Linked DNA regions of Homo sapiens: region 2 is linked to region 1. A link is a contact called in ENCODE Hi-C or POLR2A ChIA-PET data. All regions are on one chromosome and are shown on one strand. Each heading gives the region's core, a stretch centred on a gene start or an enhancer-like site at or near the end of the contact. The rest is flanking DNA. Distances are from core to core; before and after follow the strand shown.

What was found. Hi-C counts contacts between places; a loop is a spot of excess contacts on that map. ChIA-PET counts read pairs that join two places held with the same protein, here RNA polymerase II (POLR2A). Pooled maps may share reads with other maps.
Region 2: a loop to region 1 is called in a map of mammary epithelial cell, with 2.2 times the contacts of the local background. The contact joins the enhancer-like site here to the promoter of TMEM45A in region 1. A Hi-C loop is called at or near these places in 3 of 168 maps with a recorded cell type or tissue (MCF 10A, PC-3 and mammary epithelial cell), 1 of 37 single-sample maps with no recorded cell type and 1 of 50 pooled maps. POLR2A ChIA-PET finds 5 or more read pairs at or near these places in 9 of 52 experiments (AG04450, GM12878, IMR-90 and 5 more).

Annotation. Positions count from the first base shown.
Region 1 is chr3:100,488,546-100,493,872 of GRCh38, reverse strand. It overlaps TMEM45A (transmembrane protein 45A), which reads right to left and starts at 1,254. Exons shown (of 6, transcript NM_018004.3): 1 at 945-1,254. RefSeq lists a silencer at 1,237-1,536.
Region 2 is chr3:100,559,450-100,564,596 of GRCh38, reverse strand. The region is part of intron 4 of TMEM45A (transmembrane protein 45A); the gene reads right to left. Among named protein-coding and RNA genes, the nearest start is that of ADGRG7, 48 kb to the left of the region's middle. RefSeq lists an enhancer at 2,107-2,971. Within about 2 kb of position 3,081, at least 2 of the 41 ENCODE cell types and tissues checked have a DNase peak (open chromatin) inside an H3K27ac peak, as active enhancers do; they include mammary epithelial cell, where a contact is called at or near this core.

The DNA of each region.
Region 1 (5,327 bases), core at 5-2,504:
GTAATCCCAGCTACTTGGGAGGCTGAGTCAGGAGAATCACTTGAACCCGGGAGGCAGAGGTTCCAGTAAGCCGAGATCGTGCCATTGCACTCCAGCCTTGGCGACAAGAGTGAGACTCTGTCTCAAAAACAAACAAACAAACTACAACAACAACAAAATATATAGCGTATATAGAGTATACTATATAGCATACATAGAGCATATACACCATATAGCATAGTGTATACATAGCATGTATATAGTATATATACCATACTATATAGTGCATATATACTATATAGTATATATATACAATTATAAGTTTATGAACACACAAGTGGTCTGTCACATGTTTGTTTGTTTTTAACAATTATAAAGGAATTCAGGTCTCCCACTATGGATAGGAGAATACCGAAAAGATATATATTTGGCTTGCAACTACCTCCAGATTTAAGTGAAAAATCCAGCAACTACCTGCATAACCCAGGTTTTACGTAATTTATATTAGACATCCTATTAACAGAAGCAAACGTGTTAATTCTGAAAAGATCAGATAATTTTCTCAATCTCCCATCAAAACAGTCCCAGAGTTGGGGATAAAAAACGATTTTGGCTTTACAAATACCCACAGTATTTTCACAGAAAGAAAATAGAGAAATAAATTTATCAATAGATTCAATTTTGGAGTTAGAGGTTTACAACAGAATATCAGTCACATTGCTGCTCCCAGGATATTTAAAACTAGCTCACCAAAAAAAAAAAAAAAAAAAAAAGAATAGCAAACCAAAAAAATTAAATTAAAATGTTAGTGAAACGGAAGAGAAGGGAGCGAAGGGTCCAGTTTGTCGCAGCAAGTGTTACTTTTCTCCCCTTGATGAAGAGAAAGCTGGTGAGAACAGTAAAAAGACACAGGATAGAGATCACGGCAAGAGAAATATGATATCCAGCACGTATCCAAAACTTACCCAACTTGGTCTGTTTACTCAACACTTTATTTTTCCCACTTTGCCAGCTTAAAATCAGACAGCGGCTGGGCTTTTGTTGTTGCTGTTTCTGTTCTTTTGATCCCAGAGCCCCATGAAAATTAAACCGTGTGTTGGATGGGATCTGGCCACGTCTCGCATTGGGTGGGGGGAGGAATTTTTAAACTTGGGTCCCTAGTCGCTTCTTTGGGAAAACGAATAAATAATAAGTGGCGAGAAGGAGAGGACGTGGGGGACGTGCTCGGCTGACGTCGGCCCGCGAGGAGGCCGCACAGCTGTCCAGATGTGCTTCATCTGTTCCCCCCGCGGGGCACGGGCCTCGGCGGCCGCGGCTGGCACAAGCCCCAGCTCATTGGTGGCCGCAGCTCTTCACTTGCTGCCGATTGGCCGGGCGGCCCGCCACTCCGGAGGGCCTCGGGCCCGCCCCTCTCTCAGGCCCGCTGGCTGCATCCTAAGGGAATGTGGAAGTGCAGCGCCGTCGCTGATGTGGCACTCGGCGGCTGCGCGGCCGGGACGGCTCGGGGCAGAGAGGGAGGTTGCCTACTCCCAGGTCTTGCCCCTGCCCCGGCCCTGTTATGCCCCTCCTTTTAGACAGACCGCTTTGTTTAAACAGGATGATTTGTAGCCGTTTGGAGGCTGAAAATAAGGCGGATGATTTGTAGCCGTTTGGGGGCTGAAAATAAGACGCGCCTGGTGCTTGGAGTGGAAGAGGCTGGGGCTCCGGGCTGCCCACGCCCCCAAAGGGCGTTCAGGCCACGCCTTGGGATTCCTCTCTCTTCACTTTCTCCAGGGAGCAAATAATAGGGCCCAAGAGCCTGCTCCCTGGGGACGGTATTCTTTCTTTCGGTGGAGGGAAAACCTTAATGAACCCTTCGTTGAAGTCCTTATTAACCAGAATTGAAGTTGTTCCTGCGGAGATGACCAGGACTGGGTATGAGAGTGGTTTGGCAGACCTGCTTGGTTTTTTGTATTGAGTGATGGTCGTTGTAGGGAACCGAGAAATACTGCTTTGTTGTGTGAGAATTGAGAAAGGACTGCGCCAAACGTTGCTTTGAACTTGGGAAAGCAGTTGGAGGGTTAACCAGTTTTTTGATTAGTGAGTTAGAAGGAGAGGAGGAAAGAAGAGATCTGCAAATCAATTGCCATTATAATTTGTGCATATTGACAGAACCGTTCCCTCATTGAAATATTAAGTGGGCAAGAGCCACACTCACTGGGCTGCACGCCAGGGAAGGCACCAGACCCCGCATTAAACAGTTTTTACCTGCATTATCACATTTAATTCTTACAACTACCTTATAAAATAGATATTAAAATAATCTCCAAGACCCAGCACCTATCCCAGCCTACCACAGATGTCTCCAAACATATGTTTGCAGCACTCCATCATAGATACATAAACTCATCTGCAATTTGCCATCCCTGCAGGGGTCAGAATTTATTATGAGTGTCCAAAGCTTTCACTACAATGATAATGTCTTGTTTGTTGGTGTATTTGTCATCTATTGCTGCGCAACAGATTCCCACAAACTTAGTGCTTTGTACAACACATGTATATCACTGCACAGTTTCTGAAGGTTGGAAGTCCAGGCATGGCCAAACTAGATCCTCTGCTTATGCTCTCACAAGGGTGCAATCAAGGTGTCAGCCGGGCTGCATTGTCATCTGCAGGCTCTACTGGAGAAGAATCATTTCCAAGCTTTCTCAGGTCATTGACAGAATTCATTTCTTTGCAGCTCTAGGACTGACTCCCCAGTTTCTTTCTAGATGTGAGCTAGAGGCTGCCCTTAGCTCCGAAAGACTGCTCTTAGGCTCCCAATGGCCATCCACGGTTCTGAAAAGCCAGAGAATAGAGATCACAGGGGCCACCTACAAGTCTGTCTGCCACAATTGGATAGTCAGACACCTCAATTTCAATGGACCTGACTGCAATGTTATCATAACTCTGTAAGACCCCCACAAATGCAGGAGCCTGCTCAGCAAGTAAAGTGGCACTACATGAGTGCAACCACAACACTCCAATCCTTCTGGCAGTCAAGGAAACCCACAAAGGAGCAACATTTGAATGTAGCCCTTGAAAGTAATGTGTCATGTGTTCAGCTTTCTGAATCATTTGTAATCTCACAATGCTGCACTTTTTATCACAGAAGCCGCTCAACAGTGGGCTGATAGTCAAGGTATTGATTAACCCTCCACACTCATTACCATCAACAGGCATCTGATATTGACCAAAAATCACTAAAAAAAAAAAAAAAAAAAAAAAAAAAGAATCCTTCTGCTCTCAGGAAGATGGAGTGGACATCAGTATTCCATTTCTCCTGCTAAGCACAACAAAAAATCCTGGACTTCATATATTTTCCAACATTGGAAACTCCAAGAGGTTGAGAGAAGAAGACAGATGAGCTAGAAATCTCAGAACCCAAGGAATGACATGATGCTGAGTTCCCTGGGCTTGCTTTCTGTTGTTTCTTTGCCCCAAACTTGGAGCTGAAGAAGCCAGCAACCCAAAAATGACAACAGGCACAGACAAAAAAGTCTCAACGAACCCTGCTCTCTCTAGTCAAGGACCAGGAAATGGGAAGCCTAGAAAGACAGAAAAACTTTTAGGCAGTAATGGCTCTACTTCAGCCAAACACCACAGGAAAAACCCTGGCCCCACTCACTCCTACATGAACAGAGGCTGAGTAGAAATCCTAGACTCCCGCCTTTTCCAGGCTGTAACAAGGTGAAGATGCAGAAATCTTTAACAACGTATTACCAAACAGAATTCAGCAATATATAAAAATAATTATACACCACAACATAGTGGAGTTTTTTTCAGGGATGCAAAATCAAAATTCTAAAGTCAATCAACCCAGGCGTGGTGCCTCATGCCTGTAATCCCAGCACTTTGGGAGACCAAGTCCAGCGAATCCTTTGAGCCCAGAAGTTTGAGACCAGCCTGGGCAACAGGACACAACCCCATCTCTACACAAAATATGAAAATTAGCCCAGCATGGTGTCACACACCTGTAGTCTCAGGTACAGGTGGGACTGAGGTGGGAGGATCACCTGAGCCTGGGGGGTTGAGACTGCAGTTGCCACTGCACTCTAGATGGGGCAACAGAGTGAAACTCTGTCTCAAAAAAAAAAAAAAAAACAAATGTCGATCAATGCAATTCCTGATATGAACAAGCTAAAGAAAAGAAAAATCGCATGAATATATCAATCAATGTAGAACAAGCACTTGACAAAATTCAGCACCATAAAAACGCTCAGAAAAAGAAGAATAGAAGGGAATTTCCACACTTGATAAAGAACACCTACCAAAGTACCTACAGCTGACCTTATACTGAATGTGAAAGACTGGATGCTTTCCATACATACTTTGTAATTCTATTTGTGCAACATCCTTCAAGTTACAAAATTATACAAATAAAGAGCAGATAAGTGGTTGCCAGGTATTAAGGAGATGGTGGAGTAGGAGGCAAGTAGGCTTGGCTATGAAAGAACAACATGAGGGATCTTTGTGGTGATGGAAATTTTTATTAATAGCTTGACTGTATCCATGGGATATTGTTGAGATATTGAGATAATGTAATTCTGCAGAATGTTACCATTGGGGGAAACTGGGTGATGAGTACACAGGCTTTCTCTGTATTATTTCTTACAACTTGCATGTGCATCTACAATTAGCTCGAAAGAAAAAGTTTAAAAAAATACTTCTGACTCTATCTCCCTCACCTCCTCCTGACCACCACAATTTAGTTTGGTCACTGGATGTAACTCTCTCCAGAAAGGGATCATCTTGCTCAGCTGCTTCCTGGGTCATGTTCCAGATGAAAGAAGCAGAGAGTTAGGAAAATTTGGGATCCTGACCTGACCATTCTTGGGCATGATGTTTCATTCTTTCTCTTAATGGTAACACTAGGCCAGCTGGGTTGGTGTGACCTTCAGAGTTAGGCTGGACAAAAGGCTAGGGGATTCAAACTTAATTCTGGTTCAGCCACCTGCAATCTCTTGTTGGACAGACCTTGTCCTAGATCATAAAGGTAATGAACACTTAAGAGTTGAGTTGAGTACACTGCTCACCGAGTCCTCCTATAGTATCCTGTGTGGGCCCAAGGAGTGGACATAAGGGATCTCTATAAACTTATCAAAATGTACTATCCTTCCTGCACCTGGCCCTCTGGACAAAAGGGCTTGGTGTGAATAGGGGACGACTGGGGTGAAAGGAAAGCAACAAGCCTGGCACATGAGGAAGATACACATTAGACCCTGTGATATACAGAGGAAAGAGGGACATTAGTGATACTTTGTCTTTCAGAACTGCCTTAGAGCCTTCCTCCCCAGAGAAAATGCCTTAATGACGCTCTCCCAAACTGT
Region 2 (5,147 bases), core at 1,832-4,331, 69 kb before region 1:
CAGGAGAATCGCTTGAACCCGGGAGGTGGAGGTGGCAGTGAGCTGAGATTGTGCCACTGCACTCCTGGCCCACAGCCTGGGCCACAGAGTGAGACTCTGTCTCAAAGGAAAAAAAAAAAAAACAATAATAATAATTTGCTTTAGTTGCCAACACTTAAAAAATTAGGAAACATTACACAAAAGTTTGCATTTTCAGCTTTTTTGTAAAAATAGAACTATCTGGCAACATTAGGCCTGTATTCCTAAATGGCAAACATGAGTGGAAGCATGCAGTCTCCATTGATTCATCATTCAGTTTACCTTCCTGACCAAGTGGAGTGATCCAACCAAGGTTTTCTATTTTTGTCCTGGCCCAATGCATTTTATTTGTCAACCAATGTCAGAGTCATACATTTTCCCAAAATACCTTATTAGTTGAAATTAGCAAGGTACTTTACAATAACTTCCTCTTTCCCTTCTTTATATCCTAGGACACAGAATACAGTTATTGTCTATTTTAGAAACAGGAAAATTAAGTAATGCACACCCTTGCCTCTCCATCCCCAAACAGCTGCAAAAACATTTGCATCACTGCCGCTGTGCCTCACCCACCAAGGGCTGGGGCCTCTGCATTAGAACATGGATATATTCTAAAGGCAAGATGTGTCAACATCTGTGGAAGAAGATACATCAGTCATTAAGTTAGAGGTATGAGCTCACAATACTCAGAAACTGCAGGTGGAAAATGCCACCCTGCTGGTTAGACTGTTGCTTTGGAGATATCAGTGTTTTGCAATACCCCTTTTATATACTGCTAGGAAAGCTCACTGTGGGAGCCAAAGTGACCAGAGCCCAGGTCCCTGAAGCCCCCGGAAGAAGGCAAGAATTTCTAGGTCCTCTATGTTCACTGTTTGGAATAACAAGAGAGAAAATTGAGTCACATAGTCAACTCCCAGTTCAAAGGCCCAGTTATCTAAGCTGGGGTCTCATGCCTTCCTCTTACAACAAATTCATGGAAATTGACAGAAAAATTCTGTGTAGAAAGGAGAATTTTAGGGAAGATGAGTGTTTAGAGCTGTGGACTAGCCCTCCAGATCCCATCCATCAGTCCTGCCAACATTCCTCCAATGCCATCCACATGACCTGCGATCTGGGAAGTGATCTGCTTCAGCTCCCAGAGATAAGAGTTAGCATTTGTAGTGGGTTAAATTGTGTCTGCCAATATGCTGAAATCCTAACTCCCAGTATCTCTGAATGTGATTGTATTTGGAAACAGAGTATTTGCAGAGGTAATCAAGTTAAGGTGAAGTCATACTGGATTAGAGTTGGCTCTAAACCCAAAGACTGGCATCCTTATAAGAAGGCCATGTGAAGACATAGGAAAACAAAGAAATACAGGAAGAATATCTTGTGATAATAAAGGCAGAGAATGAAGTCTTGCTGCCACAAGCCAAGGAATGCCAAGGATGGCTGGCAGTTGGCTAGGAGATCAGCATGGGACAGATTCTCCCTCTGGACCCCAAGAAAAAACCAACCCTGCCAACACCTTGATTTCAGATTTCTGGTCTCCAGAAGAGTAAAAGAATAAATTTCTCTTGTAAGTCACCCAATTTGTAGGGATCTGTTACTACAGCCCTAGGAAACTAATACAACAGTTGAGTTCAAAATAAGCAAAAGGGTATCACTTGCCCTAAACCTTAAGCCTAGACACATTGGTGACTCTCTTCCATCTTTCACCTTCTTCTGGAAGCTTCCTCTGCTCCCCTTCCTCTGAAATTAGCAGCCCTCTCCCCAGGACAGCATGCATTGTCAAGTTATAGCATATATTTTTCCCAATAACCCCATGAGATATTATTAATATTTCTATTTTACAGTTGGGGTAGTAAGCCTAATGGCACAGAACATATTATCTATGGTGATTCATATAGTTAGTGTGGTAAAGCTAGCATACAGATTCAGGTTGGTCTAAACTGCAGGCCCAGGGACTTGTCACTGCATGCCACATTCATAATTGCTTTTTGAAGCCTCCAAAATAAAATCTCAAGTCACCTCCATTAGGCATCATTAATTCTACCAAACTTTTTGCTGTTTACATCAGGAGAAGAGAAACTTGGAGCCCCTCCCGTCGCCAATCTCTTTAGCAGCCCCAGAGCCTAATGCTGAAAGCTAAAGATTTGACTGAGGCCACTGAACAGAGTTAACTGATGTGACTACAGTGAAAGCCATAGAAACATTCCATAGTCATTCTAGGCCAAACACGAATAAATTAGGAAAGCTGAAAGCCCAAACTAAGGCTAGAAACTGCCACAACTCATTAAATCCTCCTTTAAATACAGAAACCACACTTTTATTTGTCGTCTTAATTTATTTCCTTATATAAAATTCCAAAAAAAAACCTCAATCTGCAAAAAAAAAAAGTTTTTCTTGCTGTAACTTGTATGCCATTCCTGAACATCTGGTTTCGACTAGTTTAAGCTTCATTAGTATCACATTTCAAATTTAAATAATTATCTTCTCTAATAGGCAATAAGCCTGGGGCCAATTTCCTATAACGAAGTCTGAATTTCCTGTTGTTATCTGATTATCCAATCATTTATTTCAACACTAAAAGCCTAAGCAAATGTTTGATCTGCTGCCGCATCAGACCTCAAACCATTACTGCTTAGTTGGGCCTTTTTGTCATTTAAAAATGAACTTTCGTCCTTCATAAAGGCAAAACAAAGGCTGAGCTTTCGTTTGGGCTCAGGATCTGTGCAGTGATGGGAGGAATCTCTGGGGGGACTAGTGGAGCTGGGAGATGCAGTGGAAGCAACTGTCCTAAAAAACAAGAAGCAAAGACAGCAGGAGCACCTTCCTCATTCCCTGATTGTCCCTGCACCTGGGCGGTGAGGATGACTGGAGGGAGCTTGGGAATGAGAAGTTGCAAAGGGAGCTTTTGAAATATTCTCCCACACAGAGACACAGGGAAAACATGATTCATAGTATAAAGGGGCTTGCAGGATTTTTTTTTCTTTTTTAAATTGCATGATGTGGCTAGGTTATTGAGAAAGCATTTTTGACTGTGATGTGGTTCAGGAAAGAAAGCATTGCTAATAAGTTGGAAGGGAAATTCCCTCTCCATTTACGTATTACCCAATCATTTATATGTGTGTGATAAAAAAGTGGCCAATCTGAGTATTGGTTTCCTTCAATTCACATCTCCATACTTACGGTTCCAAGAGTCTAGGTGGATGTTTTATCTAATCCCTCTATACACAGTTCATGCACAAGTATTAACATATTAACCATTTATGGAGAAGTAGTGAGAAAAAAATATGGTAATATGGTGAAAAGCAAGTCACGACATAATATTGTTAGCTTAAGACAGCGTTTTGCTGTAAACATTCATATGCCACACTTACCGACTGGAAGCATAATATATTCACCTAAGTTTCTAGACAGTTTTGTTTCAGAGGGGTGCAGTAGTGGGAATGTCACTATGGCTAAACCTTCATTTCCTGCCAGTGTGTGTGTTTGCGCTGGTATTAAATGTTCATTTTTCTTTAAAGCTGCGGACATTATTTAGGCTGACCACCAGGAAGAAGGAAACAGTCTAGTCTAGACATATTGGTAGATGAAAAATTTTCTAAATAATCACGGATTTATGCCCAAAGACATTAATCTCTTCCTTAGAAAAGCTTTTGGGGGAAATATGAAAACATTTATCTGCCAAAAGGGGCAACACTAAGCCAACCTATTCCCAGTTGAGGTATAACCCACAGCTTCCTCCTTCAGATCCTAGACATTAATTAGTCATTATTAACTGAACACTAATTAATTTCATTAATTCTGCTCTTATGTTTATAATTCCGCTCTCTTGGGGTTTCCCCTCTTGTCCTGCCTTTCTTTATTTGAATATTTCGCTTTTTAACAAACTTGATCTAGTAAATATATGAGGACTCCTAAACCAAACAGAGGATATACTTTCCTTTGACTACATGGATCATTTACAACCACTGACACTGGGCCGTATTCCAAAGGAAGTCTCAACACATTACAAAGAGAATACATTCCCTGACCGTAAAACAATTACATTAGAAATAAATAATAAGAAAAAAAGAATATTTTTGGAAACTTAAAAGTGTACTCCTAAATAACTCATAAATTAAAGAGAGAAGCACATGGAAATAACATTCAAAATTACCCAACAGTGAAAACTACATCAACACATCAAAAAAACTACAAACTAACACATCAAATCTTACAGAAGGCAGCTCTAGCAGTGTGCAGACAAATGTATTTGTTTAAATGCATTTATTTTAAAACAAGAAAGACTGAAAATAAATGAGATCAGCATCTAACTCAAAAAAAAAAAAAGAGAGAGAGAGAGAAGCAGAAAACAGCCTTACAACAAAGCAAAAAATGAACATAAGAAGAAATGGACAAATCCAGACCTGTAATATAAAACTTCAACAGACTTCTATTAGAAAGTGAGAGATCAATCAGATGAAAAACCATTAGGAATATAGAATATATAAAAAAACACAATCAAAGAGTCCCAAAAGCCTGGTTTCATCCTCCACCTTGAAAGGAGTCCTTTTACTTTCTTTTAGTTCCACTGGAGCCAAAAAACCAACCATCACCGTCTGCTCTGGGCCTGCAGGCTCAGCTCGACTCTTGCTCTACATTTCTGTTCTACATCCAGCCCACAAGTTTCTTTGGCCTGTTTTTGTTTGTTTTGCTTCATTGCAGTTAGTGTTTTCTACTTTATTGTTTAAATTTATTTTTGAAAATTTATTTCCAATTTTCTAGGTTTTTATTTTATTTTATTTTATTTTATCTGTCATTGCTATGTGTCAGGAGCACACAAGATACACTGGAGATAAACTGTGTCATCTTGACCAGAAGTCATCTTAACCAGAAGTCATCTCTTTTAAAATGTTTTCCGTCTATTTTTATTTTTGAATAGGAATACGTGTATATAGTAAAACATTCCAAGCAAGAGATATAGATTTTATATAATATTTTATATAATTAAATTCACCAATTATCAGCTTTATCACATTATAGAGTATTTGTTAGCTTTTTTCTATGAAGTTTTTCCATTAAAATAACCCTTGGATCTAGCCCCTCTTTACTAGCCTTTGCTCCAACAGCCTTTCCGCTTTCTTACATGCTTAAATATTGCA